Linked DNA regions of Homo sapiens: regions 2 and 3 are each linked to region 1. The links are chromatin loops, found by intact Hi-C in ENCODE. Cell type or tissue: Caco-2. All regions are shown on one strand. Each heading gives the region's core, and the rest is flanking DNA. Links, peaks and the distances in the headings are about the cores only. Region 1 holds the start of LINC02724 (long intergenic non-protein coding RNA 2724). Region 2 overlaps SLC22A11 (solute carrier family 22 member 11). Region 3 holds the start of LOC124902688 (a long non-coding RNA gene).

What was found. Hi-C counts contacts between places; a loop is a spot of excess contacts. Peaks named below come from ENCODE experiments on the same cell type or tissue, not always from the same donor. Only the 100,000 strongest peaks of a DNase experiment are listed, where the experiment ranks them.
Region 2: a loop joins it to region 1, with 4 times the contacts of the local background. A loop is called at or near these places in 4 of 110 quality-filtered maps.
Region 3: a loop joins it to region 1, with 4 times the contacts of the local background. A loop is called at or near these places in 5 of 110 quality-filtered maps.

The regions. Positions count from the first base shown.
Region 1 is chr11:64,442,806-64,453,097 of GRCh38, reverse strand. It overlaps LINC02724 (long intergenic non-protein coding RNA 2724), which reads right to left and starts at 4,041. Exons shown (of 2, transcript NR_073177.1): 1 at 3,446-4,041; 2 at 1,441-3,201. RefSeq lists a silencer at 3,321-3,516, a cis regulatory region at 3,294-3,563 and an enhancer at 3,453-3,702. In Caco-2, for the core only: CTCF peaks have their summits at 3,372 (motif pointing left) and 4,117 (motif pointing left); DNase peaks (open chromatin) are centred at 3,387, 4,097 and 4,589; H3K4me3 peaks cover 1,225 bases.
Region 2 is chr11:64,561,243-64,571,534 of GRCh38, reverse strand. It overlaps SLC22A11 (solute carrier family 22 member 11), which reads right to left. Exons shown (of 10, transcript NM_018484.4): 3 at 9,377-9,531; 4 at 9,100-9,268; 5 at 7,107-7,227; 6 at 6,198-6,313; 7 at 3,722-3,936; 8 at 2,757-2,865; 9 at 1,677-1,883; 10 at 1-556. The coding sequence ends at 493. Among named protein-coding and RNA genes, the nearest start is that of SLC22A11, 10 kb to the right of the region's middle. RefSeq lists enhancers at 1-231, 5,752-6,721. In Caco-2, for the core only: CTCF peaks have their summits at 5,894 and 6,097; DNase peaks (open chromatin) are centred at 4,854 and 6,064; H3K4me3 peaks cover 213 bases.
Region 3 is chr11:64,380,792-64,391,083 of GRCh38, reverse strand. LOC124902688 (a long non-coding RNA gene) reads right to left here and starts at 3,977. Exons shown (of 2, transcript XR_007062718.1): 1 at 3,719-3,977; 2 at 771-958. In Caco-2, for the core only: a CTCF peak has its summit at 5,660 (motif pointing left); DNase peaks (open chromatin) are centred at 4,573 and 5,633.

The DNA of each region.
Region 1 (10,292 bases), core at 1,992-6,991:
TCTCTAAAAATTTCTAAAATTAGGCTGTCGTGGTGGTGCACAACTATAGTCCAGCTATTCAGCAGGCTGAGACGGGAGGATCGCTTGAGCCCAGGAAGTCGAGGCTGCAGTAAGCCATGATCGTGCCACTGCACTCCATCCTGGAGTGTAGACAGAGTGAGACCCTGTCTCAAAAAACAAAAAATGGGTGGGGCAAGGAGAGAATTTGGACGCAGAGACAAGTAAGCACATGGGCAGAACATCACGGGAAGATGAAGGCAGAGGTCGGGGTGATGCATCTCTAAACCAGGGAGCGCCTAAGACTGCCAGGGAGCTAGAAGAGAGGCAGCGCAGACACCCCTCACGGCCCTCGGAGGGAGCCAGCCCTGCTGATGCCTCAATTTTGGACTTCCAGTCTCCAGAACTGTGGGAGACAATGCATTTTTTTTTTTTTTTTTGAGACAGAGCCTCGGTCTGTCGCCCAGGCTGGAGTGCAGTGGCACGATCTTGGCTCACCACAAGATCTGCCTTCCAGGTTCACACCATTCTCCTGCCTCAGCCTCCTGAGTAGCTGGTACTGCAGGCGCCCACCACCACGCCTGGCTAATTTTTTTTTTTTTTGTATTTTTAGTAGAGACGGGGTTTCACCGTGTTAGCCAGGATGGTCTCGATCTCCTGACCTTGTGATCCGCCCACCTTGGCCTCCCAAAGTGCTGGATTACAGGCGTGAGCCACCGTGCCTGGCCAGGACAATGCATTTCTATTGTTTAAGCCACCCAGTCTGGGGCAGGTTTTTACAGCAGCCCCAGGAAACCGATACAGTCCTGGGGGATGGTATGGCTGCGGGGTCCTTCCTCTTGGGACCTGCCCCTCTTCCACTGATGGATTCTGAGATTGAGAACAAGTTCAGATTTGGAAACAGCAGGGGATCATTCCTTTCTGTTGGGGCATCCGGCCTTGGACTTCTGCTCATCGATTCTTGGTTGCTTTTCATTCTATTTGTTGAACAAAATCCTTGCCGGCTGCCTAGACACCTTCCCCCTGGAAATGCTATGTCCTATGAGCCATCTCCATAGGCTGGGCAGGGCAGGCTCCCCCGCGGCTGTCCCAACCCTGCTGTCCATTCTGATCCTCTCACCCCCTTGCTTGTGACAGACAGTTAAGTGCTGCCCTTTGACCTGTGCTACTCGGGAATCCAGTTGTCCCTGTGGCTATGGGAGAGCTCAGATCCATGGCAGCCCACCCCTGCCAGGCCCGGGCAACCCTCACAGGGCTGCTCAGCAACGCCAATGTCTCCTCGACAGCTCAGGCCTTATCATTTGGGTAAAGAGCTGGAACCTTCCAAAGAACATGGCCAGCTGGTGGGTTTTCCACCCTGTTTCGTGGTGAACAGGTCTGTGCAAATCTACCTGCAAAGGCCGAGGGAGCTGAGAGGCTGAAGAAAGAGGCTGACAAATCCAGTTTCTTGTAAAGAAATATTTAATAGGGACTTAGGAGCAGAAGCGATGTTCCGGGCTGCCACAAAATGGTAGATCCCCACATCTGCCCTGCAGAAAGTACTTTTATGTAGCAAGCTTTTAGGGTAAAACATGTGCAGGTGGCCATATCTCCGATTTTAATGCAAAACTCATAGCCACTTGGGGAGGGGGTTAGCTAAGCATCTTTACAAAGGGTTATGTATGGTACAGGCATTGTTTAAAGAGCTTACTGCAGAGCAGCTTGGTATATGGGGGTGAAACATTCATCATCATATGGCGGTTTTAAGATGGCATCACTCTTGTCACACTGTTTTCCTGTACAACCTACAATAGAAGAGCCATTCTGGCGTGTCCACTTCTCTGAGACTTTGCATACCTTCCTCCAGGGCTGTTCTGACATCTCCACTTCATCGCCTATGCACTATCACTTCTTCCAAGCTTTCAAGAACTGCCTCAAGTGCTGGGCACTGTGGCTCACACCTGTAATCCCAGCACTTTGGGAGGCCAAGGTGGACAGATCACTTGAGGTCAAGAGTTCGAGACCAGCCTGGCCAACATGGCAAAATCCCATCTCCACTAAAAAAAAAAAAAACAATACATTATCTGGGCATGGTGGTGCATGCCTGTAATCCCAGGTACTCGGGAGGCTGAGACAGGAGGATCGCTTGAACCTGGGAAGTGGAGGTTGCAGAGCCAAGATCGCACCACTGTACTCCAGCCTGGGCGACAGAGAGAAATTCTGTCTCAAAAAAAAAGAACCCTCCCAAGCAACATATTAGAATCTTCCCAGGGCCTTTTTAGGGGTTAGGGAGTCTTTCTGTACTAATTAACTCTCCAGTCTCCAGCTACTATGCAGCCTCCCTTGATCTAGAACCTTCAGAGTCCACATCTAGGAACATTCTCTAGACCCGGCTGGTCCCTGCTGGCTTGCTCCCACCACTCCTCTGCTTGTTAATCCCTCTTGGTCCCTGGCATGCAAAGCACATCCTTGGTCAGGTCATGCTGAGATATGATCCAGCTTTGAGCCTGGTGGTCAGGAGGGGAGGTGGGGACAGATGCTGGAGAGAGGAACTCCTTATCTTGTAAGGTCCCTTCCCTTAGTTTCTGCATGGTCTTTAAGCAAAAGAGGACCTCTGTCTTCCAACAGAGGCAATGGGTCACTTCTGCAGGCCAGGAGGTACAGGAGAATCTGGGGGTTCAATGTCTCAAGAGTGTCTCCTCAGATAGTCCATCTCAGATATCAGGGACCCCACCCTTCCCTTTGGGGCCCTGACTTTGGAGAAGGGACTTCCCTGGGCTGGAAATTTGGCCTTCTCTGGAGTCCTGCACCTTGTCTTCTGCCCTCTGACCCCTGGCTATAGAAGAGAAGCATTTCGTTAAATTCTGCCAAGGAATCCTGACTTTGCTTTAAATTGGTGATGCGTGGCCCTGAACTTGTCATTTTCCCTCTTCTAAGTGTCAGTAGTATTCAGTGACAGCCTCCCCACTCCACGTCCTTCTCACGGCTATTTTCCCATCTGTCTCTCAACATCAGTGATATTAAACGAGCCGGGCATCCCCGTCCACCTGAGTCCTGTCCCAGGTGACCACAGGCGGAGGCCTGAGCAGCTGCTCTGCCACCTCGTGCCAGGGGCCTCCGCAACGGGCTCCAGTCACCAGGGGCCAGCGGGGCATCCTCCTGCAGCATCCCGTCCTTGGGGCCAGCTTCCTGGGGCCCCTCCTGCTGTTCCCTGCCTTCAGCTGTCTGAAAACAGAGCCCAAGACAGGGATTTACTAGGGGAGGGCTCATCCTGGGACAAGCCGCCCAGGATGTGAGGGCAGAGGGGCGGGGAAGGAGAAAGGACTCGGTAAAGGCGTGGTCCCAGGGTAAATACAGCTCTGGCAGATATGCAGGGGGCCCTGGGGCAGAGGTATCGCCATCTAGAGGCAGGCGAGGGAACAGTCTTTTGTACAGTTAGCCGTGGGCTGTGGGCGTCGCCTGAACGTACCAGGTATTGTGGCTCCATTGGCTGAGGATGCTTCTCCAGCGAAGGAGGCAGGGAGCCGGGGAAGTGGGGTGGGGTCGCGACACCGACAGCAGCTGCCAGACCAGCCATGCTGCGCTCAGCTCCCTCAGGCTGTCACTCTTAATCATCATGTCACTATCTCTGGGGCGTGTCAGTCACCATCAACGACGTGTCCCCCAAGCTGCAGAGGACGCAAATCCAGCTCTCCAAGAGGCTCTGTTGGCCCTCTCCACATGGGCTTGAGGTCAGGGGTGGGGGCACGTTCGGACCGCCCTCCTGCCTCTCTGAAGAAGATCCTCCAAGTCCCGGCTCCAGCTCTCCGGCCTCTTTGGCAGCTGGGCGGGTGGCCATCCAGGAGGCCCGTTCTCCATGCCCAGTTTGGCAAGGCTCCTTGGGACGCCGGGCTCGCTGCCCCTGTTTTCTTAAAGCTTCGGCCCAAAGGGACCCAGAGTCTGAGGTTAACACTCCGTCATCCCAGCGTGAGCGGCGCCTGACTCCAGCTCTCGACTCCCCCACCTCCTATCCCCTGCGCCGGGCTCACCCTGCACTCCCACCTGCAAATCAGCAGAGCAGAGGCCAGCGCTCCCGACGTCCAGCACCACCCCAAGCGAGGCAGGGGGAGCTGAGTGGCCGGGAGCGCCATCTAGTGGGTGCCAGGGGCGAGTCCCCGAAAGAGACTGGAGAGCCACGACTCGGGCAGGGCAGGATGGTGTCCCAGGGAGGGCCGGGGCCCAGGCGCTGGACAGCAGAGGACATAAAGGGAGAGGCATGGGAGAGCGAGGAGCCAGGGTGCTTCCGGGGCGCATGAGCCCCACCCCAGCCTGCCCCTGCCCTCGTAACCAGATGACTCGGCTCAGGCAGGACACACCACGTCCAGTCTCTGTCCCCTCTCCAGACTCTTGGGAAAGTGTCACTTAAAATCCATTTGGGTCTGGTGTTTGCTTTATTCCAAGGAAAGGGGTAAGGAAAAATTCAGAAAAGGGGCGAGGGTCTCCCCTCTCCACAGTGGCAGTCAGGGGAATAGTGACATTCACCCCCTCCCCCAACCTGGTCTTGAACGTGGCAGGGAAGAGAACTGAGCCACCTGTCACCCAGAGGGGGAGGGGGAAGGTCAGAACTCCAGCCTTCCCACAGCAGACACGCCTGCGGGGCAGGAAGCAGGCAGGCTCCACGCAGTGTAGACATGTGCACTCACACGGATGTTAACAGTCTGGAAGAAACTGACCTGGCTGTGAATAGAGGCTCTCTCATGGGGAAGGGGCAGAAGATGGAGCTTTCACTTCTCCATTTATACACTTCTCCAAAATGTGGTGGGACCATGAGGAAACTGCACTTTCAGTTTTGATCTCTTTTTGTATTTTTTCAGTTAAAATGCAATTGGGAACAATGGGGTGTTAAGTGCCTCAGTGTGGAAGGCTGCGGCATCACCATTGAAATGCTGTATCAGACCTGGATTGGATCCACCCTCGACTCAGGGCTGTGCAAACTGGGACCCAGATCCCGCGCTGTGGGAACGGAGCCCTGCTCCGCTGTTTACATGTTGTCTCTGGCTGCGGCCTCGCTGTGACAGCAGAGTTGAGGAATTGCCACAGAGACTGTTATAGCCCACAAAGCCCAAAATATTTACTCGCTGGCTCTTTATGGAAAAAGTTTGCCAACTATCAAATTACAAGAAATACAGGGACTGGGGAGCCTGCTCAACAAAGCTAAGGGGACGTGACCAGCAAAATCCAGACTGCAGGCAACCATAGGACAAAGCGCCAGTTTCTTCAATACGTAATTTGCAACAGCAACCTGCTTACTAGAGGCCAGGAAGGGGAGGGGGAAAGGAGGGGATGAAGAAAGGTTGATGAGTGGGTACAAATACACACTTACATAGACGAAATAACATCTGGTGTTCAATAGATCAGTAGGGTGACATTAATCGATTGTACACTTCAAAATTGCTAGAAAAGAATAATCCTAATGTTCCTGGCACAAGGAAAAGATAAATATTTAAGATGATGGACATCCCAATTACCCTGATTTGATTATAGGAATGTATCCAATTATCATGCACATCCCGAAACTAGATACAGCTAGTGTATTTCAACTTTTATAAAGAAAAGAAAAAAACGGGCGGGGTGCAGTGGCTCGCGCCTGTAATCCCAGCATTTTGGGAGGCTGAGGTGGGCAGATCACTTGAGGTCAGGAGTTCCAGACCTGCCTGGCCAACATGGTGAAACCCCTTCTGTACTAAAAATACAAAAATTAGCCAGATGTGGTGGTGTGCACCTGTAATCCCAGCTGCTCCGGAGGCTGAGGCAGGAGAATCGCTTGAACCCGGGAGGCAGAGGTTGCAGTGAGCAAGACTCCATCTGAAAAGAAAAGAAAAGAAATGAAAAGAAAAGACAGAGGGGGCCCATAGATTTAAAAGAGGCTGAGCAGTGACAGATAATAGAAGTGTGGATGGTAAGAAAATAAAGTCTCATTTTTCATGGTAGCAAGTGAGATCTCAAATCCGAGATCAGAAAGTGAAGAAAATCAGGAATTAAGAGTAGAAGCCATTTCACTTAGAAATGAAGGTTTAAGAAAAAGATGAGGCCGGGCGCAGTGGCTCACGCCTGTTATCCCAGCACTTTGGGAGGCCGGGGCAGGTGGATCACCTGAGGTTGGGAATTCAAGACCAGTCTGACCAACATGGTGAAATTCCATCTCTACTAAAAATACAAAAATTAGCCGGGCGTGGTGGTGTATGCCTGTAGTCCCAGCTACTCAGGAGGCTGAGGCAGGAGAATCACCTGAACTCGGCAGGCGGAGGTTGCAGTGAGCCAAGATCGCACCATTGCACTCCATCCTGGGCAACAAAAGCAAAACTCCATCTCGAAAAAAAAAAGAAGAAAGAAAGAAAAAGATGAAACATCTACTCAAAAACTGAAAGTGGGTGCCCCTAATGAGGGAGTTTTGGGAATCAGAGAAATGGAGCAGAGAACTCTTTTTTATTTATATAATTTTAAGCCTAGTAGTAGTGTTTGAATTTTTTAATTTTGTATACGTTTAAACAAAATATTTAAATATTAATATTTGAATCCAATAACAACTTAAGTTTTTTAACTTAATTAAATATATTTATAATCTTGGATTAAGGAAAGCCTTTTTAAACATGACCTGAGGCTGGGTACTTTGGAAGGCCAAGGTGGGCGGATCACTTGAGGTCATAAGTCGAGACCAGCCTGGCCAACCAACGTGGTGAAACCCCATCTCTATTAAAAATACAAAAATTAGCCAGATGTAGTGGTGGTCGTCTGTAATCCCACCTACTCAGGAGGCTGAGGCAGGAGAATCACTTCAACCCAGGAGGCAGTGAGCTGTGATTGTACCACTGCACTCCAGCCTAGGCGAAAAAGCAAGACTCTGTCTCAAAATAAATAAATAAATAAAAATAAATAAATAAACCTGACCTGAAAACCAGAAACTAAATGGTTGATCTATGCGGCTGCATGAGAATCTCAAACTTCTCTCTGAGAAAGCTATTATATATTATATATATAATATATATAACTATACAACTATACACACACACACACACACACACACACACACATATATATATATGTATGGTTGAAAGACTACTGACAACTGGAAAAAAGATTTGTAACAGATAATACAGATGGAGGGTTAATATGATAGTTTTTTCTCGCAAGCAACAGAAACTGACCTTAGCTGATTTAAGCAGAAAAGGGATGAGTATCAAGTACCACCACAGACTTTCTGGGTGGGCTGGAGAACCAGGCTTGCAGGCCTCCCAGACAGGAACAGAAACTGTGCTCCAGCTGGTCAAGTAAAGACACCATGGCTACCTTTTTACTGGGTCCTGCGCACTGCCACGGATCAGCTGCCATTGCTTTCACTCTCTCTGGAATCAAGTCTGCACGGCTTCTGCTACCTCTGGCCATTAGCTTTTAATCCCATTCCTGAGGCAAGAGCCTCTGAATGACAGATCCTCAATCATAAGCCTGCAGCCTGCAAGGGAGGCTGGGAAAGTGGGCCCCTGGCGTCTTCTGCTTCCATAGCAGAAGTCAATGGATACCCCAAACATGGCAGACAAACAGGCAAAGGACATGAAGAGGCAATTGACAAAACAAGTGTGGAATTAGCCAATAATATATAAAAAGCTGTTCAGCCTCACTAATATGGCAGCTGCTTGTGGTTGCTTACCCGGAATCAGTTCCCACCTTCTTCCTGCTGGCAAACCTTGATATGGTTTGGATACCAATCCCACCCACCAGTGACTCAGTGGGGAGCATGCACCCAGTTGCCATCAATGAGCTGGCTAGGCAGGTCTGCCAGGGGGCTTCCAGGAAAGACTTCTGTATTAGTCAGCATAGGTTAGCTGCCGTAACAAGCATGCTCCAAACCTGTAGTTTAACACAAGTTTATCTCTTGCTCATGCAAGTTGAATATGAATGTCCTTGGTTGGGTGCTTCTCCCATGCAGTTCTCTGGCATTGCAGTGACTTTGAAACCTGAGATCCCTCCATCGTGGAGCCCTGCCATCCTCAACATGTGGCCTTCCAGATCACAGCACATAGGAATGCCACGGAAGGAGCACATGTTCCTTCTGCCCACATTTGATTGGCTAGAACAGGTCACATGGCCACAGGGACCTAGCCAGCTGCAGGAGAAGCTGGGAACTGTAGTTTGTGTGTCAGGAAGAAAATGAACCAGATTTAGCCAGGCAAGGTGGCTCACACCTGTAATCCCAACATTGTGGGTGACTGAGACAGGAGGATCACTTGAACCCAGGGGTTCAAGACCAGCTTGGGAAACACAGCAAGACCCCATCTCTATTAAAAAAAAAAATCAAAAGATTAGCCAGGCATGATGGAGTGCACCTGTAGTCCCAGCCACTCAGGTGGCAGAGGCAGCATCCAGCTTCATCTGCTGGGTTAAGCCATGCAGTCCTGGAGCCCACGGTTGTGGCAGCTGCATTCTGACCCCTGCGTCCAGCAGGGATGGTGTGGCCCTGGGCCAGCCTCTGGGACGGTGGTGGGCTGAGTCCCCAGGTTCCCGGCTGTGCCAGAAATAGCGATTCCCTTTCAAGCCCAGCTGAGGTGGGAGGATGGCTTGAGCCCAGGAGGTCGAGGCCGTAGTGAACCAAGATCATGCCACTGCACTCCAGCCTAGGCGACAGAGTGAGACCCTATCTCAAAAAAAACAAAAACAAGAGAAGAAAGAGAAGAAAGGAAGGAAGGAAGGAAGGAAGGAAGGAAGGAAGGAAGGAAGGAAGGAAGGAAGGAAGAGAGGGAGTGAGGAAGGAAGGGAGGGAGGGAGGAAGGGAGCAAAGAAGGAAGGAAGGAAGGAAGGAAAGAAAGAAAGAAAGAAAGAAAGAAAAGAAAAGAAAGAAAGAAAGAAAAAGAAAGAGAAAGAAAGAAAAAGAAAGAGAAAGAAAGAAAGAAAGAAAGAAAGAAAGAAAGAAAGAAAGAAAGAAAGAAAGAAAGAAAGAAAATGGGTCAGGTTTAGTGGACACTGAGCGCTGTCCACAGTTCCCCTCTGGTAAGCACATATCCATTTGGCTCTTCCTCCCACATAAAGGACCCACTCCTTGACTGGGGCCTGATCTTCCTCTCTAAGCAGAACTTTTCTTCGCTCTCTGCGCCCCACTGGCTCTTTCTGCATCAACCAACTAGGCCACATCTGATACGGGCATTGGGGTCATGGCTTCTTTGGGGTCCGTATAGCTTTTGCCACTGGACTTCTGCTCCTACAGCCAAGACCTGAGAGTACAAACGGTCCTCCCAAGGCACATCTCGGTGAAGGGTCCCAGTGTGGCCAAGTGGGTCGCCCCCTGCCCATGTCTTCTACTCCCTGTAGGTTTGAGCCAGCTGTGAGGCTTCTGTCACTCCACCTGCAGAGATGCCAAGGAAATCGTTGCTTTCGGCAGGTGGCAAAGGAACCACCTGGCCGGACCAGGGCCTCCTCTGCACACAACACACAGCAAGGCTCCTGAGAGCTCAGCACACACACGATTTCCAGAATTAAAAAATCAATCCAGGACATGAAGGGAGGAAAGATCCGCTAGAAAACAAAAGCTGCATTCTGGCAGATCAGATGGAAGAGCTCGCCCATGACGTCGGACACAAACACAGAGAAACGAAGGCAAGAATCAAAAGGTAAGAGGCTGAAGAATCAGATCTAGGACCCTAAATTGTAAGGAATAGCATTTCTAAAAGAAGAGAAAGGAACAAAAGGAGATATAGTAATTTAAGAAATAATAGAGTAGAAGAGAGACGTGAATCTTGTGACCTGAAAGGACTCTAGGCAGCCGTGATGAATAAAAAATACACACCTGGTGAGACGTCTGAGCTCCAGGATAAAGAGAAGTCTTTGGAGCTTCCAGCCAGAAAGGGCCCTGCGACAACAGACAGGCAGACTTCTCATTTGCATCCCTGGAAGTGAGAAGGGAGAGAACCAATCTGCCAACTAGTGAGAAAAGGCAGCAGACCAGGAAAAGAAACCAAGGGAAGCAGACCAGAAAACCCTCTAACAAGTTGAAAATCAAATTGGAACAAAAGTCTCAAAAGAGTGGAAGACAGAACACAGGAAATAGCAGCCAGCGCCAAAGTGTGTTTGATTACATTTCAATGGATGACAATATGCCCGAGAAATATCATGTAATTAAAGGAGGGATGATTGAAAGGCGGGAAACATACTATAAGACAAAATGTATGGCCAGGTGTGGTGGTTCACGCCTGTAATTCCAACACTCTGGGAGGCCGAGGTGGGAGGATCACCTGAGGTCAGGAGTTCAAGACTAGCCCGGCCAACATGGTGAAACCCCATCTCTACCA
Region 2 (10,292 bases), core at 3,325-8,324, 120 kb before region 1:
ACCTGTATCTGGCAGCTCTCTCAGCAGGTTCCATTTATTTGGCCGGTGCTAAGATCAGTTCACCCTGATACCTGCCCTGGGGGGTGGGTCACGTGATCATTCTCATTTCACAGATGAGGGCTCTGTATGTGGTGGGGTGAGATTGGAACCCAGTCTCTGGTTGGCGTGGCTGAGTGAAGGTGTAAAGACATGAGCCTGGCAGGGAAAGGGAGGGGAACCGTCTCGTTATTGGTTGGGCATGGCCATCTGCACAGGCTCCTGTAGGGCCCGGGTAAGGTGGGGAATCTGATCAGGGCAGGGAGAAGAGGAGTGAGCTGTGGAAGCTGCCTTCAGCCACAGCAGACGGCCACGCTGTCCACTCGGCCACGGCTGCCTGGCCTCTGCCATGCCAGGCCCTTGAAGTCGCCCAACTCGCCTCCACGCTCTGATTGGAGAAGAGGCAACTCCTTTCCAGGAGTCTTTGACTAAAGGGGCTCCATGCAGGCACAATTTCTAGAGCGAGGTACTTTCCACAGTGACGGCCTCTTGCCGGTTGCCCTGGGCTGCTGTTGATTTCCTAGAATAATCCAAAGAAAAGCAGTGCCATGTGGTGAAGTGGGTATGTACTCGGAGCTTGGGGCAAAATGGCGGTCAAGTCTTATTGGGGGGTAAACTCTATGGCATTAGGCTTTTACTCCCTTCTGTGTACCCAAGCGGGACAGTGCCTGAAACATAGTAGGTACACAACAAAAATCAATTAAATTAAAGAAAAAATGAAGTCCCAGCTTCTCCGGGTCTCTGCAGGTGTCCTTAGGCAAGTTATATAACCCTGCTGCATCTCAGTTTCCTTGGCAAAGGAATTGGACTGTAATAGCACCTCATGTGGTTGTTGTATCGATTAAATAAGGTGACATAAAACAATAAGAACTCAGTATTATTACTATCATTGTGACCTCGGTCACCATCAGAATTGAGGCGGCCCTGTGAACAGTCACCCAGGACACAATAACCACATGTCCAGAGTGCTTGCTGCAGGCCTGGCATTTTCCCAGGTGCTTTAAAATAATACTTCCCTTAAACTTGAAAACAACTCTGTGAGCCAGGCTGGGTTTTGTTTGTTTTTTCTAAACACCATCTTACAAAGGAGGAGGCTAAAGCCCACAGAAGTGGTTCTGGCTATAAAATGCAGCCAGGGAGTGCTCCCTCATTTCTCCCTGTCAAAGAATGGGTGTGAGATGGCACCATCTGTTCTCTGAGGGTTTGAAAGAACTCACCTGTTGATCTGTCTGGGCCTGAAATTCTTTGTGGGAAAATTGCACTAGGACAGTTGAGACTATCTGTATCTCCCTTTGTCAGTTTTGGTGAGAGAGGTTAAGTCACTTGCCCAGGCAGGTGGGGAACGTGGGCCCAGGCAACCTGGCTGCCAAGCCTGGGCTTTCAACCATTACATTTTCCTGCATGAGGTATGATCACTTTCTACCCATGAGACTTTGGATAAGTCACTTTCTTTCTCTGACCCTAGTAATAGTATGGGGATAGTAATAATACATTTCTGGCAGGATTGTTGGAAAGATTAAATGGTTTCAGAAACACAGGCCTTGGTACTCTTGAGCCTTTGCCCTGGGCAGCCCAGGCCTGTCTCCATCTTGGCCCAGGAGGAAGCCCAGCCCGATGCCCAGGGATCACAGGTCACTCACTGGCTCTCCAGGTCCTGGATAGTGTCAGGGAGCGGAAGTCCCTGGGTCTCCGGGAGGAAGAACAGCACAACCAGGCTGGAAGCAATGGAGATAACGCCATAGAGGAGAGGAGGCAGCAGGGGCAGGGCTTGGCGGCTCATCAGGATCAGGGGACCCATCATAGCCCCCAGCCGGCCCACTGTATGCAGAATGCCATCTGCTGTCATCCTGTGGGTGAAGGGGAGGGCCCAGATCCCTGTAACAGCTGGCCCTGTGGCAGGAAGACATCCTGGGCTCACAGATGCCAGGGGAAGGAAAGCTGGGCTGAGGGAATTGCCCTCCTCAAGGCCTCCTCTAATGCCACCTCCTCCACGGAGCCCACCCAGATTTTTGCATCTAGTGTTTCAGGGGAAATCTCTAGGGCCCACCTCATTTTCCCCACTCTTGGGCAACTTAAGGGCTTCTCCATACTCCTGCTAGGCCACTGAGCTCCCAACTCAGGCTTTCCATACGATATCAACAAAATCAATAAATGCTTGTCCAAACAACAAATTAAAATATGGAGAAATGAGTGAGTGGTGGAAAGAACATTGGGCTAAAAGTCTGGAGAGCTGGAGTCCAGTCCTACCCTTCTGCTGAGCCAGTCCTTCACCCCGAGCCTCAGTTTACCCAAATATCAAATGTGGGGGTGGCCTAGACTCTAGACCACTGGTTTTCCATTTGTGTTTTATGATGCCCTTGGGCTCCAAGGAGGTGACTTGGGGCTCTCTTGGGGCAGGGAAGGAGTGGTGGGAAGTGAGTTGAGGGTCCCCACTGCTACCAGGGCAGCTCTTGGTCTCCTAATCAGGATTCTTATAAGATTCCATCTGGACAGATGACTCTGTGGCTCAAAATGGTGTGAAAACACAGGCCCAGATGTCCCCAGGGCTCTACTGTACTGCTTCTGTCTGGGTCGAGACTCTCAAGGGGAAGAGCTGTCCTGGGGGGGACCCTGAGCGGCCCTGGCTGCATTTCCCTGGCTGCCAGACCCTTCTTTCCCTTCCCACCGCCCTCTCAGGACGGCCCTGCTGGCCCTGGGGCATGGCCTGCAGCCCAGCTTACCGCACTGGCGTTGGAAAGAGTTCAGCCTTGTAGATGGTGAGGCAGGTTAGGCTTATCCCAAAACATCCCTTTCCCAGCACAGCAAAGACCACACGCAGGGTCTGCAAATCTGGGTACAGGAAGGGGGTGAGAGTGGGGTTTGCCCTGGAGGGTACCCAGGGGCTAGTCAGTGTGCGGCCAGCCAGCCTGGAGCAGAGGGGACCCTGGGCTCCCTACAAGTCCCCGGCCCTGCTGGCTTGGTGCGGGGCTGCCCAGGGCTGGGGTTGGGGGACAGAGCATAGGATGCGATATCGCGGCAGGGGCCCGAGGGGCACAGGCAGAAACCCAGCCAGGTCTAGGGTAGCTGAGCCTGGCCGGCCGTGGAGGCTGCACTGAAAGAATGCCCCCCACCGCGGCTCCTAGGGTCCCGAGATGCCTCTTGCTATGACGGAGAGAGCGCCGGGCCCGGTCCACAGCAGCCTTCCTGCTGCCCGCCAGCCTGCCTGTGTGGGGATGGCAGAAGCCCTGGCCTGGAGGCGGAGGTCCGGGCCCCCTTTTGGCCGCAGGCCTGGCCTCCCCAACGCGTTGCTCCGTGGAGGTGCCTGAACTGCTGGGAGGTGCTCGCCGTTGTCAGTTTCCTCGCAGCTGCTCGCGCTCAGAGCTTGGGCTCTCGCTGCAGCCTGCAGGGCCCCGGCCGCCTCCGTCCCCGCTCAGGCCTTCTGCCAGCCGCAAGGCAGCCTCCTGCCTTCCTCCCGGCTCTGCCGCCACCGCACGACGTGCCGCCCTGTCCCTTTCCCCCAGTCTCCCACCCTCAGCAATAAAAGGAGACACAGAGAGGGATTCCAGGTCCTCATAGCCTCCCTCATTCAGAAAGAAAACAGGGAGGCAGCTCCTGGGGCCAGGGAGGGGATGTGGCCCCACGCTCAGAGCAGTGGGGTGGGCGGGGAAGCAGGGCCCGGTCCCACCGCCCAGTCCGCCTGCCTCACCTTGCGGCACCAGCATGTTGGCTAGAATGGCGAGGCCGGCCATGGCCTGGGAACCCGCCTGGATGGTGCGGCGGCCAAGGAAACTGAGCAAGAGGGCAGTGGTGGCCCGGCCCAGGAAGTCCACGGCCCCGAAGAGGGCCTGGAGGAGGAAGATGTCACGGCCCAGGCTCTGCAGGTCGAAGACCAGCCCATAGTAGGAGATCAATAGAGAGAAACTGCGGGCAAGGCTGGAAGTCAGGTCCCTGCCCTGCCGGGGAGAGGGCACCCCAACAGCAACAGCACCTCCCACCAGGAGCTGCCTGGGAGGACATGGCCAACCCCGGAGGACAATCCTGGGCTTGTCTCGGCCAGCGATCCCAGAAGCCTGCCAAACTCAGGACACAACCCCAGCGTCAGGCTCTTCCAGGAAAGGGCAGGCAGGGTGGCTCCACCATCCCTTCACACACAGGCTTTGTGTCAGGGGCAGCGATGCGCTGGGGCGTTGCCTCTCTGGCTGGGACCAAGTCTGCCCTCGGGGGCCTCTGAGCTGCCCCTCACTTCCGGACTAGCCCTCTCTGGCTTTGATTCTGATAACCAGTCACACTGTGCCTTTCTCTTGGAAGATGGGAATCATGGCAGGACAGGGCCTCTCGGGAGACCCTGGGCTGCATTGCCCAGACCACATTCAGGATGGAGAGCCTGTCCCCCAGCCCCTGGGAGTGCTGCCCCTTCTCTGGGGAGAGCAGCCTGTGACTGGTTCATGGGGCAGAGGGACCACCCAGAAAGGCCCCAGCTCCCACGCTCCCAGGGGCTGGGCTGGGCCCAGGCTGTGGCTGCATCTCCCCTTGCCTTCCCTTCTCCATCTCAGGGTCTGCTTTCTGCCCACTCCCCCACCCCACTGGCTCACGAGTAGCTGAATTTACGGTATTTAAATTCTCATGGTTTGGAGATGGGATTTGGATCCACAACTGGCTGCAAGGTAAAATTCTTCTCGGCCACGTTTAAAATCTGTGCTCTCCCTGCTTAACCCAGATGCTCCTCCCAGCCCTCCCCTTAGGCGTCACCTGATTGCATCACCCAATAAACATCGGACAACACCAGCCCAACAACATCAGAGTAAAATCGCACAAGCCGCGGTGTTTCATGAAGTTTATGTGAGTGACGTGAGAGTCACTGGGCTGGTGCTCAAAGCGGCCGACACTGGAGCCTTGGACAGATAACAACTGGGTTAACAAGACAGGAAAACCCACAAGGTCACCAGCTTCAAAGCCTCTGATTTGAATAACAAAGGTTGCAGAGCCGGCCCCTGGGAGAACTGAGGAATCCTGGAAGGTTTTTTTTTTTTTTAAAAAAAAAAACTGGTCCCGGGTGTTTGCAGTGAGAGCACTCCTTCTGATTTATCAGAAAAAAATTGAAGTTTTTTAAAAAAGGCATTTGATCTATCTTTGTTCTAAGATGTAGCAAGTATTTGCCATCATAACCCATATGTGGTTAAATATAGCATAAAAGAAACGTTTTCCTAAACTTCAGTTTTATTTCAAGATAAAAGTCCCAATCAAACCAGGTCCTTAGGTTTTTTTTTTTTTCCTTTGACGGAATCTTGCCCTGTCGCCCAGGCTGGAGTGCAGTAGCACAATCTCAGCTCAGTGCAGCCTCTATCTCCTGGGCTCCAGTGATCCTCCTGCCTCATTTTTTGATTTTTAGTAGCGATGAGAGGGTCTTACTATGTTACCCAGGCTGGTCTTGAACTCCTGGGCTCAAGCGATCCTCCTGCCTCAGCCTCCCAAAGTGAGGGATTACAGGCTTGAGCCACCGCGCCTGACTGGTCCTTGCTTTTTAATATGCTCTTTTGGATGTCACCGGAACTGAATTTGTTTTAAGGGCCTTTTCCTGGGCCCAGATGACCTTGGGTCCCGGGGAGGGCCAGGGTCTGGTCGCGCGGGCCCTGGCAGTGACAGTGCCGGTAAGCCAAGTGTTAGCTCAGCCCGGTTCCAATGCAGGCTCTATTATTTTGGGCTTGTTCCTTACCCCTCTGGGATCCTCTTTCCCCATCAGTGAAGTGGGGTTGCATGGAGGGGTCAGCGAATGCAGGTTCACCCTCTAGGAGCATGGCCATGGTCTCTAGGAAAGTGGTAAGTCTCTAACGATGACACACAGTGGTACTCCTCGGCCGTGGCTGGTCCCCTGGCTCTAGGGACCCTGGCTCTGCCTCTGTCTTGGGACCTCCCTGGGACCCTGGGACCCCCAGCCTAGAGCTGCCTTTTCCTCTGGCTTCCTGCAGATGGCAGCCTCCAGATCCCACCTGTGCATAGTCCCTCTCTGCTGCCTGCCAGGACTCCTGCCTGCTGGGGCTGTCTGCGTCCTGTCCCAGACAGAAATGCACCCCCTTGAGGCCTGCGGGTGCTGTTTCCCCTGGACGCTCTGCCTCCTGCCTGTCCCAGCTCTGCCTCCTGCCTGTCCCAGCCCTGCCTTGGGGAGGGACACCAGGACGGCGTACTTCACCACCAGCATGGCGCAGCTCCTCCAGCGGAGCACGGGCACGCAGAACAGGTCCAGCACCGACCGCGGCTCCTTTGCAGAGGCCACCTCCTCCTTCACGCTGGACATCAGCACCTTCCGGGGAGAATGGGGGCACCGTGAATGGTAGGGCAATGGCCCTGCCCCACCCCCTGTGCCAGAGAACAGTGTCCAAGTGGCCAGAGTGACGGGGAGCCTGTCCTGGGCCTCGGCCTCTGGAAGCTGGATCCCTAGGGGAAGGGGAGGGGATGGGGCAGAAAAGGTTCTCTCCAGGCCCTGGCTCTTCTGCAGGTTTGACTCAGCCCTGGTCCTCTCAGCTCTAGCTTGCCTCCTTCTGGAAGCCTTCCCTTATCCTCCGACCCCATCTTCACTCTAATCTCTGGCAGCGCCTGTTTCCTGAAAGCAGCTACCTTCAAATAAACACATTCTGTTTCCCCAGACACATCGAGAACCCCCATGAGGTGGGTGCGTGCTACATGCAGGTGGAGGTGGTGGGTGATGGAGGTGACGGTGTGGGTGCTGTTGATAATGATGGTGCTGTTACCGATGGTGACGATGGTGGTGAAGGTGGTGGAGATGTTTTGCAGAGATGGTGGCTGTGGGGTTAGTGATGGTATTGGTGGTGCTGGTGGTGATGGAGTGATGGCAGTGAAGGTGATGGTGGGTGTGGACAGTGGTGGTGCTGTTGGTGATGGTATCGGGATTGGTGGTGGTGGTGGTGGTGTCTGTGTGGAGGTGGTGATGGAGGTGTTGGTGGTGTCTGTGGAGATGCTGGTGGTGGTGCTGGTGGAGGTGGTGCTGGAGTGGGTGGTGCTGTTGGAGGCCACACGGATGATCCCTCAGTGCACGTCCTGTCCCAGGTCAAGTCTCGCAGACAGCAGCATCTCACCTCTATGGTCAGGTTCTTGGCCTCCTTGTGGCCATTTATCCTGGCCACCTTTCTGAGCTCCTGAAGTGCTTGGTCTGGTTTGCCCTTAATAATCAGCCACCGGGCGGATTCTGGCAGCCACCTGTAAGGAGGCAGGTGTGTAGCTGGGAGTGCACGCTGGGCTCTCCCCCGGGGCGGGGTGGAAAGGGGCAGTGGGCACGGACCCTCCAGCTGAGATGAGTGATGAGGAAGCACATGCTTCTGTGCCGCTGCTGCCCAGCCAGGAGCCTGGCAGTCCCCAGCGGTTTCAGAATAAAGCTGAGTCCCAATGCCTGGCCGCCCACCTTCCCAAGCGAGCCACCTCCATCTGGCTCGCCTGGCTGCCCGGGGCCTGCCCACCTGAGCCCTGCACACAGCCAGGGCACAGGTGGCCTGGGCATGGGTGTCCCTAGAGTTGGCTGCTTCACCAGTGATTCTGGGGCTATTTCTAGGATAGAAAGGTCACTTGGTGCTGGGTTTTTTTGTTTTTTTTTTGAGATGGAGTCTCACTCTGTCACCCAGGCTGGAGTGTAGTGGTGCGATCTTGGCTCACTGCAACCTCCACCTCCCAGGTTCAAGTGATTCTCCTGCCTCAGCCTCCTGAGTAGCAGGGTCTACAGGTGTGCACCACCATGGCTAATTTTTTTGTATTTTTAGTAGAGATGGGGTTTCACCATGTTAGCCAGGATGGTCTTGATCTTCTGACCTTGTGATCCACCTGCCTCAGCCTCCAAAGTGCTGGGATTACAGGCTTGAGCCACTGTGCCCGGCCTTTTTTTTTTTTTTTTTTTTTTTTTTTTAGCACATTTAAAATATCCCCAGGCAGAACCAGGTGATTTTATAAAACCAGTCTATTTCTCCCCAACCTCAGGGGCAGGTGGGCCAGGAGAAACACTTTCCTGGTGGAAGGCACAGGATCTGCCCAACCCACCGGCTCTCAGCCCTGTTTGCAGGGAAGCTAAGAAGGACTTCTGGAGGCAGTCTGACGTAGTGGTGAAGAGTTAGCCTGCCTAGGTTCAAATCCTGCCTCTGGCATTCACCGGCTGTGTGTGACCTTGGGTGAGTGACCTAACCTTTCTAGGTCTCGGTCCTTCATTTGAAAATGGTGGTAATCGCATCATCTTACTTATTAGAAGGTGTGTTAATACGCACCTAGTGTTATAAACTGCACCTGGTACACACCTGATCAGCGTGGCGGGGATGGCCTAATTATTGTAATTATGGGATGGCCTTCCTCTTCACTTATTGATCTGTGTATGAAACGTAAGCTCCACGGGGCCACTGGTTTTTGCCTGTTTTGTTCACTTGTGTGTCCCCAGCACCTAAGACCCTCTGCACCTGTCTGTGTCTCCTTCCTCAGTGCCAACCCAAGGAGGGATTTCCAGACCTTAGGGATTTTTGCGGCCCCTAAAATTGTAGTGACAACAATCTATTTTCATATCCAATGTTGGTCCGCACTGTATGTGAAGGAGTGAAGCTGGTGGGTGGGGGCTGGTGCAAGTATTGAGGAAGGACGATGCTCACAGCCTCAGCCCAGGGGACAGCGGCAGTGGGGCCTTGGGGACCGGGAGAGCGGCCGCTTCCACTGTGGCCGAAGTTCAGCCCAGTGCCCCTGGATCTTCCAGTTTTTCCAAAGAAGGTAAAAAATACTGTTTTTGTTTGTTTTTGAAAATCTTCTGATTTTTAAATGTTAGCAACTAGTTACAAATGTATTTTTTAAATCACCATTTGAGCCAATGCTGTGCCAGCCCATCTTGGCCTGTCTGGGCTGGATGGGAGCCACGGACCTCGGGCTGCAACACTTAGCCCAGGACTGCCAATCACCAATGTCCCTCCCTAGCGAGGGTGCCGCTCATGCCATGGCCCTTCTGTGGCACTCCAGGTCTCTGGACCTACTGCCAGCCAGAGAGGTGAAAGTGAAGAGTCCCCCTCCCACCCTGGGTCTCCTAAGGAAAAGGTCCCACATCATACTGACCAGGATATCAGGGAGATGGCAAAGAAGGGCACTGATGCTGCCAGCTGGAGAGTCCTCCAGTCCCGCAGGGCAAAGGCCAGGCCGCCCAGCGCCGCCTGGCCTGCGCTGAAGGCACATCCCACCACCGTCATGGTGACCGCCCTCCTGCTGGTCGTGGTCCACTCCACCACTGAAGGATGCAGACACGTGCAGGTGAGGCCTCATGCGGCGGCCTGAGCCCCATTCTCTCCTGCCACCCCCGCCCCCATGGCAGGAGCGCGCTGAGCCGGGGACTCACTCAGTGTCAGTGAACTCAGAAAGATGCCGGCCATCCCAAAAGCGGCCACGAACCGCAGGCCGCAGTAGATGACGAATGTTGGGGCGAAGATGGTGCTGGTGCCCGCCACGGCCAACTGCAGGCAGCACCAGCTCAGCATCGGCTTCCTCCCAAACCTGTCACAGGAGAGAAGCACACGGGGCCTGGAGAGGGGCCCCTGAGGACGTGGATATGTGGGCAGGTACTTGCCTTCTGGGAGTTCAACAACGCCAGGGGATCTCTTGCAGCCAGCTCCTCCTTCTTGGAACTTTTAGGGGTACACTCAGAGTGCTTCTGTTATAAAAGTGGCAGGTACCTTGCCATGGGAGGGTGCAGTTCAGTTTCAGTGTTTAAGAACATGGGGTTTGGGGCCAGGCACGGTGGTTCATGCCTGTAATCCCAGCACTTTGGGAGACTGAGGCTGGAGGATCACTTTAGGCCAGGAGTTCAAGACCAGCCTGGGCAACATAGTGAGACCTCAGTCTCTACTAAATAAATAAATAAATAAATAAATAAATAAATAAATAAATAAATAAATTAGCCAGGTGTCTGCGGTCCCAGCTACTTGGGAGGCTGAGGTGGGAGGATGGCTTGAGCCCAGGAGTTCAAGGCTGCAGTGAGGTATGATCACGCCTCTGCACTGCAGGCTGTTCAACAGAATGAGCCTCTGTCTCTAATAAATAAATAAAAAAGAACACAGGTTTGGGCATCAGATGCCTGGGTTTGAGCCCCAGCTCTGTCCTTCCTGGGTGACCCTGGGCATGTGATTCGACATCTCTGAGCCTCAGTTTCCCCATCTGTAACACAAGGGCATCCATAAGGACATGCCTCACAGGGCTGCTATGAGAATCAAGACACTGGGCAAGGGGCCAGGGAGTAAGGAGGCCGAGACTTTGCA
Region 3 (10,292 bases), core at 3,472-8,471, 63 kb after region 1:
GGTGTGAGCCACCACACCCGGCCCCAAGTCCACTCTCATTCTTGCCCTGCCCCCTGTGGGCCACAGGACAGCCCTCTGTAGTAACCACTGAAGTCTGGTAAATGAACAACCTCAGCCCCTTGGAAGTCCCAAGAGATCCCAGCAGCTTCCCCTGCCTTGTCACCGCACCTGAAGAATGGTGGTGTGTGGTGGAAGGAGTACAGCCCTGCTCTGGGCCATCGGCTACCTGCATGTCCCCTCTGCTGGAGCCACAGGCCCCTCTGTTGGGCCAGTGTCCACATCCCACACCACAGCCAGGCCAGGCTTCTTTAGAAGCTCCCCATCACTGAGCCAACTTCCTCTGCCAGTTACACATATCACCCAGATGGGGTGATTTCTTACTGCAGAACACTTTGTTAATTGACACACCATTGAACTGAGCTGATGACTCCCGTGACTTGGTATCCTTAGTCCCTGATATGTTTTGGCTGTGTCCCCACCCAAATCTCATCTTGAATTGTAGTTTCCATAATCCCCACATGTAGTGGGAGGGACCTGGTGGGAGGTAATTGAATCATGGTGGTGGTTACCCCCATGCTATTCTCATAATAGTGAGTGAGTTCTCATGAGATTTGATGGTTCTATAAGGGGCTTTCCATCTTTGCTCATTCTTCTCTCTCCTGCTGCCCTGTGAAGAAGGACGTGTTTGCTTTCCCTTCTCTCATTATTGTAAGTTTCCTGAGGCCTCCCCAGCTCTGGGAACTGTGAGTCAATTAAACCTTTTTCCTTTGTAAATTACAGAGTCTCAGGTATGTCTTTATTAACAGTATGAGAACAGACTAATACAGTACCAATATCTTTTCCTGATTCACTCATGGCACCTGAAGATGGGAAGAAGTAGCACAGACACAGCTGTGATTTCCGGCCCCTCTATGAGCTGCATGCTGACCCTTGGACATGAAGATTCTCTCTCTTGGCTCTGGAAGGTGCCAAGAAATAAAATGATAAATGGAGATGCAGCCTGGCTAAAGGACAGTTCAGCAGTAGGGTGGACTTCAGGGTTGGTTCGATCCAGCAGCTCAGCTGTGTCCTCAGGACTTGACCTCTTCCCTCTCTCCTCTGTCATCCATAGCCTCAGCTGGACCCTGAGGTATGGTGTCCTTGGGGTGACAGGCTGGCTGCCAGCTGCCATTAGGGCTAGGTGCTTCCTCATCTGTGACCAGCAGAAATGGGTGAGCATCTATCCCAGCATCCCGTGCATTCCAGCAACTGACCTAGAGCAAGCTTGGAGGGACCAGAAAGCACAAGTGGGAGGAACAGGAGCTGGGTAAGCTACACACACTACACAAAATCACAGATCAAAGCCACTTGGTCCTGGGCCAGGCTCAGAGTCCATGCTCAAATATCAGCTACCACTTTTATTCTATGTAAGTCAATATTTGGGCTAATAATGAGCCCATCTTCCCTTGAAGCTAACAGTCTAAGGGATGGTGAGATGACATAAAAAGACACCTGGAGTCTCCACCAATGACTGGCCTCATCATCACATGCAAGACCTCCCCGTACCTTCTCCATCTGCAAAATGAGGGTTAAAATATCTCCTCACCAAACTCACAGGAGAAATCATGCTTTATAAATGCAGAGATGTTGGCCATGAGGCTTCTGATCCTTGCTACAGGCTTTCAGATCTTTATTCTGAGCATTGGCAACAACACGTTTCTGAGAACATCTCCTTTGGCAAATGGTAGGTCAGGCAGAGCTGCTTCAACAGAAGATGTTTTTGCTTTCAAAAAAAAAAAATTGTGTATGCCTTTTAATCCAAATGGCTGAATTGCTGATTCAATCAGCAAACATGGAACAGACTGAGAAAGTGCAGCGTGAGCTCCGAGACAGCAAAGAGGGCCATGAACTTCAAGGATGTTTATGGAGCGATTGCTGAAACCAGCTTTCTGAAGAGGTAAGTCTCCACCAGGCAACAGGGAGGCACGATGCGGGAGTGCCGTGGGATTTACGATGTTCATTAAGTCCATCAGCTTCCAACTCCCTCTGCAACCTGCATGTCCAGCTCGGCTACCCGGGGCACAAACAAGCTCTCCAGCTAAATTACCAAGATTCTTAGTGCCCGGCTGCACACCCACAGAGCACAGCCCACCTCAGCACCTGCCACCCCTGGGGATTCCAGGGCATGTTGAGTGTCTCCCACATGCTCAGGTCCAAGCCCACACCTGGCTTCCACCTGGCCCCATCCTCTCTGCATCCCCTGCTTCTGCTGGCCTCCAGTGTTCCCAGGCTGCCAGTCCTAGAGAGTCAAGGTTAGGCTAGGGTTGGGGCAGAAACACACGACTTTGTGCTGTCCCATAGCTGCACTGTTCTTTGTCACCCAGGCCAGAAGGGACACTGCCTGAGCCCAGAAGTTTGCTACCACTCCCAGAAACAGATCCCCAGGCCCCAGCCCAGCCGTCACTTCGCAGCATCCACCTCCACCATTCTTGCTGCCCCTTCCCCTCCCAGGGCACCTCTGCACCAAACGACTTCATTCTCCTCCTCCAGTTCTGAGAGATAAAACCAGCGGGCATGCCCGTTCCTGCAAACAGGACCAAGCCAACACAAGGCCCCCAGGCCCACAAAAAGCAGGCTCTGTTCCCAGTACAGATGCCTCAGGGACACCCTGCTATATCCATGTCAAACTTCCCTTTATTCATGAATAGAGATGGGAAGTGAGGCATCAGGTGTGCTCAAAAGCTTTGCTATCGGTTAAGAATTGCACCTGGCTACAAGCTACAGAGAATCAAAATAACAGTGGCTATAATAAGGGAGAGGTTAAATTTTGCTCTCATGTGAAAAGAAGTCTAGAGTTAGCCAGCCCAGGGTTGATACAGCAGGTCCACAGCCATCAGTGACCCAGGCTCATTCTATCTTGCTCTCTGCCATCATTAACATGAGGCTCCCATCCTTGGGGCTACCTCATGATCCCAAAATGGCTACTGCAGCTCCAGACATCACATCCACATTTCAGGCAGCAGAGAGTAGGAAGGGGCAAGGCAAAAGGACATGCCTCTCAGCTTAGCCTCCTTTGGAGAGCTTTCCCAGAAACCATACTCAATAACCTTTGCTTACATCTTATAGGCCTATTTCTGAAAGGCTAGGAAATGTGATATTATAAAAAGCCCATTGACACCCAACACTATAGCTTTTGTGTTGCTAAGGAAGCTAAGGAAGACAGGAGTATAGAAAATACCAGCCTTGGCCATACTTTTTTTTTTTTTTTTTTTTTTTTTGAGACAGAGTCTCGCTCTTCCGCCCAGGCTGGAGTGCAGTGGCACGATCTCGGCTCATTGCAACCTCCACCTCCCAAGTTCAAGTGATTCTCCTGCCTCAGCCTCCAGAGTAGCTGGGATTACAGGCATGCACCACTATGCCTGGCTAATTTTTGTATTTTTGGTAGAGACAGGATTACACATGTTAACCAGGCTGGTATGGAACACCTGGCCTCAAGCGATCCGCCCACCTTGGCCTCCCAAAATGCCAGGATTACAGGCATAAGCCACTGCACCTGGCCAGCCATACTTTCTACAGAGCTAATAAAACTAAGAGGATAGGGGCCCAAACTAATCTCCCTCCTGGATGCTTGTGGAGAATAATACAACAGTGATTATGACATCAAAAAAGAGGAGGCAAAGTGTCAGATGTTCTCAGCCCATTCTACACCTGGGATGCAGCACTGTTTTGTGGTGCTTACCTTAACAAATCTGCTATCATATTCCGCTGCTGACAGCCGGTGGTCTACTGGGACCTCAGCGTCTTCATCTCTTGAGTGTTCACACAATTGATTCCTCCTCACCCATCTTTCATTTGTGTTCTTTGCTTTTCTCCTTGAAACAGTTTAATTTCATGGGCTGCATGATGATGTTTTGGACAGTGTGGGACCATATATTCCATGGTGGTCCTATAGGATTATAATGGAGGCTGGGTGTGGTGGCTCACACCTATAGTCCTGGCACTTTGGGAAGCTGAGGTGGCCAGATCACTTCAGGCCAGGAGTTCGATACCAGCCTGGCTAACATGGTTGGGACTTGGGAGGCCAAAGCAGGAGGATTGCTTGAAGCGAGGAGTTTGACTACAGCCTGGGCAACATAGCAAGAGGTTGTCTGTATGCTTTTATTTTTTGAAAGAAAGGAAGGAAGGAAGGAAGGAAGGAAGGAAGGGAGGGAGGGAGGGAGGGAGGGAGGGAGGGAGGGAGGGAGGGAAAGAAAGAAAGAAAGAAAGAAAAGAAAAATAACAAAAATAAAAGATTATAAGGGAGCTGAAAAATTTTTCTCATCTAGTGATGTCATTCATAGCCATCATATCATCATAGTGCAATGTGCCACCTTTTCTATGATTAGATACATTTAGATACGCAAATACCATTCTATTCCAATTGCCTCTGCTACTCAGCACTTCCTGCCATACAGGCTTGTGGTGTGGGAGCAATCAGCTGTACCATCTAGCCTAGCTGTGTTGCGGGCTACCCATCCAGGTTTGTGTAAGTGCACTCTGATGTTCACACAGTGATGAAATCACCTAACAATGCATTTCTCAGAACGTGTCCCCATGGCTAAGTGACTCATGGCTGTATTCTGGAATCTTGTCATTCCAGACCACAGTCTTCACATTGAGGTACCAAGTTGTGGATCAGAATGGAAAGCTAGGCTATGATGAGGGACAGTGCGCTGTCACATGACTGACATGATTTATTTCACAAAGACAGCAAATGGAGCTGCCATGCCACCTCCAGCAAAGAGAGCCCGGGGCTGGCGTCTATGGAGCTCTAGGCTCTGCAGAGTCGGAGCGAGAACCAGATCCTTGGGGCAAAGAGAGCTAAAACGGATTGCAGAGGAAAGCGAACCACCACACATCTGCTAGAAAGAAATATCTCTTAGGCAGGAGATAACCTTGAGAGGCAGCATAACCGCTCAACCACTGTGGTTAAGGGCTTAGTTCTCAAGTAGGGAGGCCCAGGCTCTAGGGCCAATGCCTGTGGATGCCTTTGTGTGACCTTGGACAATTTACTTTCTCTCTCCAAGCCTCATTTTCTTCATCCACAACATGGAAACAATTGCAGATGATGATAATGTAGAACCTGTTCATGAAAGGAAATTATAGACAGTGCTGGGCCCGGTGCCTGGCTCCTGGTACAGAGAAGGATTCAGTAATAACATTGGCCATGACTATTAACAACAGCAGCAGCAGGGATCCTATGTGTGACCTTCTACCTGTGTGGCACAGGGCCTGGCACATCATGAGGCTCAATAAATGGGCTCAACGTCATCGCTACTCTTGTTGTTATTAAAGGAAATAGCCAGAAAGTGCTTCCTCTTTCCACAGGCAACCACGGACACTTTCTCTGGACTTGACTCACTCAGGCAAGAAGAACCTTCCGGGCTGAGCTTCCAAGCCCCAGCCAGGGGAGATGCAGGGCACGGAAGACCCCGCTGAGGCAGATTGGAGAGCTCGGAGCTGCAGAGTCTGTTTGGCATCTGCAACTCTCTCGGTGGAGAAACGCCTGCCCCCGCTAAGCAGTCAGTGCCTGCCTGGTCTCACTGGCTCCCAGGCAGCTTCTCCCCACCTCCCCTCTGTGTCCAGTGTGCTCCCGGCAGCCTGCCTTATGACAGGTCTACAGGGACATCTGTTGGTGAGCAGGCCCTGCCAGATACCTGTTGACCCCCGCTGGGCAGGAAAAATAACACAGAGAGGCTCTGAGGACCTGTGAATGGTGTGGTGGGAGTGGGGGACATAGCAGACACCCCTTACTCTGTAGAATACCAGCTTTCCACTAAAGTGGGTGATGGCAGGGAATTCTGGCAGAGAATACTGGTTTCTGAGAGCTCCTAGTATAAAATTGGATCTGTGTCCCTATGGAAAATTCCACATTACAGCAAGTGTGGCCCAGGGAGGGAGAAAGCCTCAGCTGGGCATCACGGGAATTGGTTTTGCCAGTCGGCAGCCCTGTGGCTCTGGCTAAGTCCCTTCCCCTCTGTGCCTCGGTCTCCCCATTAGGAAAGTTCAGGAGGTTCATGAGATGAGATCTGTGGCTCCATAGCTTGAATATACACCATGGAAGGTTGCTTTTTGGTTGTTTTTGAGACAGAGTCTTGCTCTGCCACCCAGGCTGAAGTGCAGTGGTACAATCATAGTGCACTGTAACTTTGAACTCCTGGCCTCAAGCAATCCTCCTGCCTCAGCCTCCCAAAGTACTGGGATTACAGGAATGAGTCACTGCACATGACCCTGGGAAGCTTTTTAAAAAGCAGATTCCCAGACTGCACTCCCTGAAATTCTGATTCAGCCGGTTACAGGGGGCCCAGAAACCTGCCTGAGGCTCCTCCCAGAGGACCCCACTCCCTGGCTGCCTCTCAACCTGCAGTTTCAGGCATCCCAGGGTGTCCCACTGTCTCCCAGGCCCCAGGGAGAATCAGAAAGAGTGGGGGCACCGCAGGGAGCAGGCAGGAGGGAGGGGTCACAGAGGCCCTGGCCTGGTGACTGCTGTCTTCAAACCGCCCAGAGCAAACCCACAGAGCTGGCCCGCGCCCCGCCCACCTTCGGTCCAGTGTTATGGGGGAAGCTGTCAGACGCCAGCATCAGTGTGAGGTGCACTTATGGAAACTGCCCTCCCTGACTTTCCCGCTGAAAAGTCCTTAGCTCTGAGGTTTTCAGGAATCTGAAAGGAAAGGCTTCTTTCCATGAAAATGTGCTGAAAGACCACTTCACACCTGCACCTACGCGCCGTCCTGTGGGAGCCAGCCTGAGTCGGCCTGGCTTGAATGGCAACAACCTCCATGCCTCACTCATCCCAGGGGCCCTCCTGCCCTCTGCCTAGGAGGTGTTCCAAGTGCTTGGCATGCATTACTTGACCTTATCTTTGCAATGCCACGAGGCGGCCAACATTATTGCCTCATTTCGTGGATAAGGTTACTAAGGCACAGAGAGGGTCGGTAATTTGCCCAAGGTCACTTAGCTAGGAATTGATGGAGATGGGTTTCACACTCCTTCAGGGAAACTCCTGAAGCTAAGCTTTGAGACCCGCTTCATCTTCTAGCTTAGAGATATAGTCACTACTATTTTCAGCAGAGCCCTTTCCAAACAGAATCTTATATTTGACCCCAGCATAAGAAACACATCAAAGCAAAGCCACTCTGGTTGAAGCGGAGGGACTATCCAGCCATCCAGCCTCCCCTTACCCTGCTCATGGAGACCTCCTCAGAGCACCAGGGTTCTGCAGAACTGAATCTAAGAGTCAATAAAGAAGCCATGGCTCAGAGAGGGAGTGTGCCTTGCCCAAGGCCACACAGCCTGCAGGTGGCAGAGCTGTTGTGACACATGCAGCATCCAGAGAAACACGGGATGTGCAGGGCAGCCTGAGAAAGGGGCCCTGCACACCTGGCCAGCCCACCCTGAGCACCTAGATGGGGAGAGGAGAGCAGTGATGGTCTGGGTTGACCCCAGGCAGGGGGCTTAACTGGGGTTGCTAGGGAATGGCTGAATCTACAAGTATATTCACTTGTTCACTCAACAAACATCGCCAGAGTACCTACTATGTGCCAGGGATGATGTGGCACCAAGGATACAATGGTGAATGATGAGGACAGTCTCGTCCCTCCCCGCCATGCTCATATCCCAGGCAGAGAGACTGATAATTAAACAATGACAACAGGCCAGGTGTGGTAGCTTATGCCTGTAATCCCAGCACTTTGGGAGCCCGAGGTGGGTGGATCACCTGAGGTTAGGAGTTCGAGACCAGCCTGGCCAACATGGTGAAACCCCATCTCTACTAAAAACACAAAAATTAGCTGGGCGTGGTGGTGGACACCTGTAGTCCCAGCTACCTGGGAGACTGAGGCAGAAGAATCGCTTGAACCTGGGAGGCGGAGGTTGCCATGAGCTGAGATCATGCCACTGCACTCCCGCCTGGGCGTCAGAGCGAGACCTTGTCTCCAAAAAAAGAAAAGACAATGACAGCAACACACAGGGACGGCTGCTTCGGTGGGAACTGCTGCCTACTGACGGCACAAAGAGTCGGGGCTTGTAGGCTAGTGGAGGGGTCAGGAGGGGCTGCTCTGAGAAATAAAGCCATCCGAGCATTGACGGATGACATGGCATCAGCCTGGCCAAGAGAAGGGGAAAGCGTGCCCCACAGAGGGAACAGCAAGTGCAAAGGATGAGCACAATGCATTTGAGGACCTGGAAGAGGTTTGATTTGGCCAGAGCAGAGCCCATGGCAGGAGATGGTGAGAAAGGGGACTGGAAAGGTAACAGGGGCCAGGCTGCATGAGTCATGGAAAGAGGCGTGGGCTTTATCCTACAGAAGTTGAAAGATTAGATATGTGTTGCTCTCATTGTTTTAACTCCCCTGGCTTCTATATGGAGGACCGTATGGAGGAGGGGTGGGAGATGCTGGGACATCGTTCGTAGGGAATCGTGGTGTCCAGAGAAGACATGATGGTGATTTGATGTGATGATCACGGGAAGGAGAAGAAGGGACGGTCTGCCAACATCCATCCCTTTCTCCACCTCCTCTGCATCGGGGGAGGGAGGTGAGGAGGGTAGGTGACAAGTCTGGCCAATGACACGGTCAGCAGTGATGTACATCACTTCCAGAATATCCCCACACTCTCCTTCACCCCCATCTCCCTGGGATGGTAATGCTCCCAGGGTAAGCCTGGGAGCCTCGGGCCAAGTCCCTAGAGCCTGGGTCCAAGAGCCCCTGGTTCCCTTTGCCCCACTGGGCTGCAGCAGGAGGGACCTACCACGCCTCTCTGCCCTGAGACAAAGACCAGTCCCCTCTCCAGTAAAAATCCTTATCTCTGGAGAAGGAAGCAGGATGAATGGGGAGGAATCTACAACCACTCCCACATTAATAATGTTCATGCATGCGTACATGCCTGATCGTTCTTTGAGCTCTTCATCTGTTTTTTTTTTTCTTTTTTCTCTATTTCCCCCTTTTCCTTAAACCACGGCCCATTCAAACAGGCAGTACTTGCCTTAGGCGAGGCAGGTGTTAGGTAAAAACACCTGTGGGTGCCGGGCACGGTGGCTCATGCCTGTCATCCCAGCACTTTGGGAGACCGAGGCGAGCGGATCACGAGGTCAGGAGATAGAGACCATCCTGGCCAACATGGTGAAACCTCGTCTCTACTAAAATACAAAAAGTTAGCCCGACATGGTGGTGTGCACCTGTAGTCCCAGCTATTCGGGAGGCTGAGGCAGGGGAATCGCTTGAACCCGGGAGGCAGAGGTCACAGTAAGCCGAGATCATGCCACTGCACTCCAGCCTGGCAACAGAGTGAGACACAGTAAAAAACAAACAAAAAAAAAAAACAAAAAAACTAAACAAACAAACAAAAAACACCGATGGGTCTTCTTAACTTTTGTCCTCCAAAATCCTTTGTCTTGGAGAAAAAAGGAGAGCCAGCCTTGGGCATCCTGAGAGCAGAGATTCCTGCCTCTACTCACAGCAGCCTGCCAAGAGAAAGCCTAGGCCCCAGGGAGGAACCGTGCTGGGGCCTCTCAAAAGGGGGCCCACTAGTGGCTCACCCAGGGTCTCCTGCCCTGAGCGCGCCATGGAAGGATCTTGTGGGCTTTAAGGACTGGAGTGTGGACGTGTCAGAAGTTCCTGTGTGCACCCATGATGGGGGCCCTCCTGGCCCCTACTTGCTGCTCTGGTCCCTCAGAGGTCTCTGCCGCTGTGACAGGACCCTGAGCAGGGTAGGAAGTTCACCAGGAAAATTGGAAGCTACTTTTTCTCTGCCAGTTCAGCCAAGGTCTTGATGTCAGAAACACTGCTGAGTGGTTAAAAACAAGTGGTGGGAGGCGGTGGCTTACACCTGCAATCCCAGCACTTTGGGAGGCCGAAGCGGGCAGATCACTTGAGGTCAGGAGTTTGAGACCAGCCTGGCCAACATAGTGAAAGCTCGTCTCTACTAAAAATACAAAAATTAGCTGGGTGTGGTGGTGCACACTTGTAATTCCAGCTACTTGAGAGGCTGAGGCAGGAGGATCACTTGAACCCAGGAGGCGGAGGTTACAGTGAGCTGAGATTGTGCCACTGCACTCCAGCCTAGGCAACAGAGTAAGACTCCATCTCAAAAAAAAAAAAAAAAGTGATTTTTCTTGCACACCTGAGTCAGTGCCCTGAGCTTCTTACACTTTACACAACAGTTATTAGGGATACCCTCCCCCAGTGACATCTGAGGGCAGCTGCGGAGGGCAGAGTCTTCCCCACAGCAGAGCCGGAGCACCCCTTCTGGGAAGGCTCAGCTTTGGGGAGGAAGGGC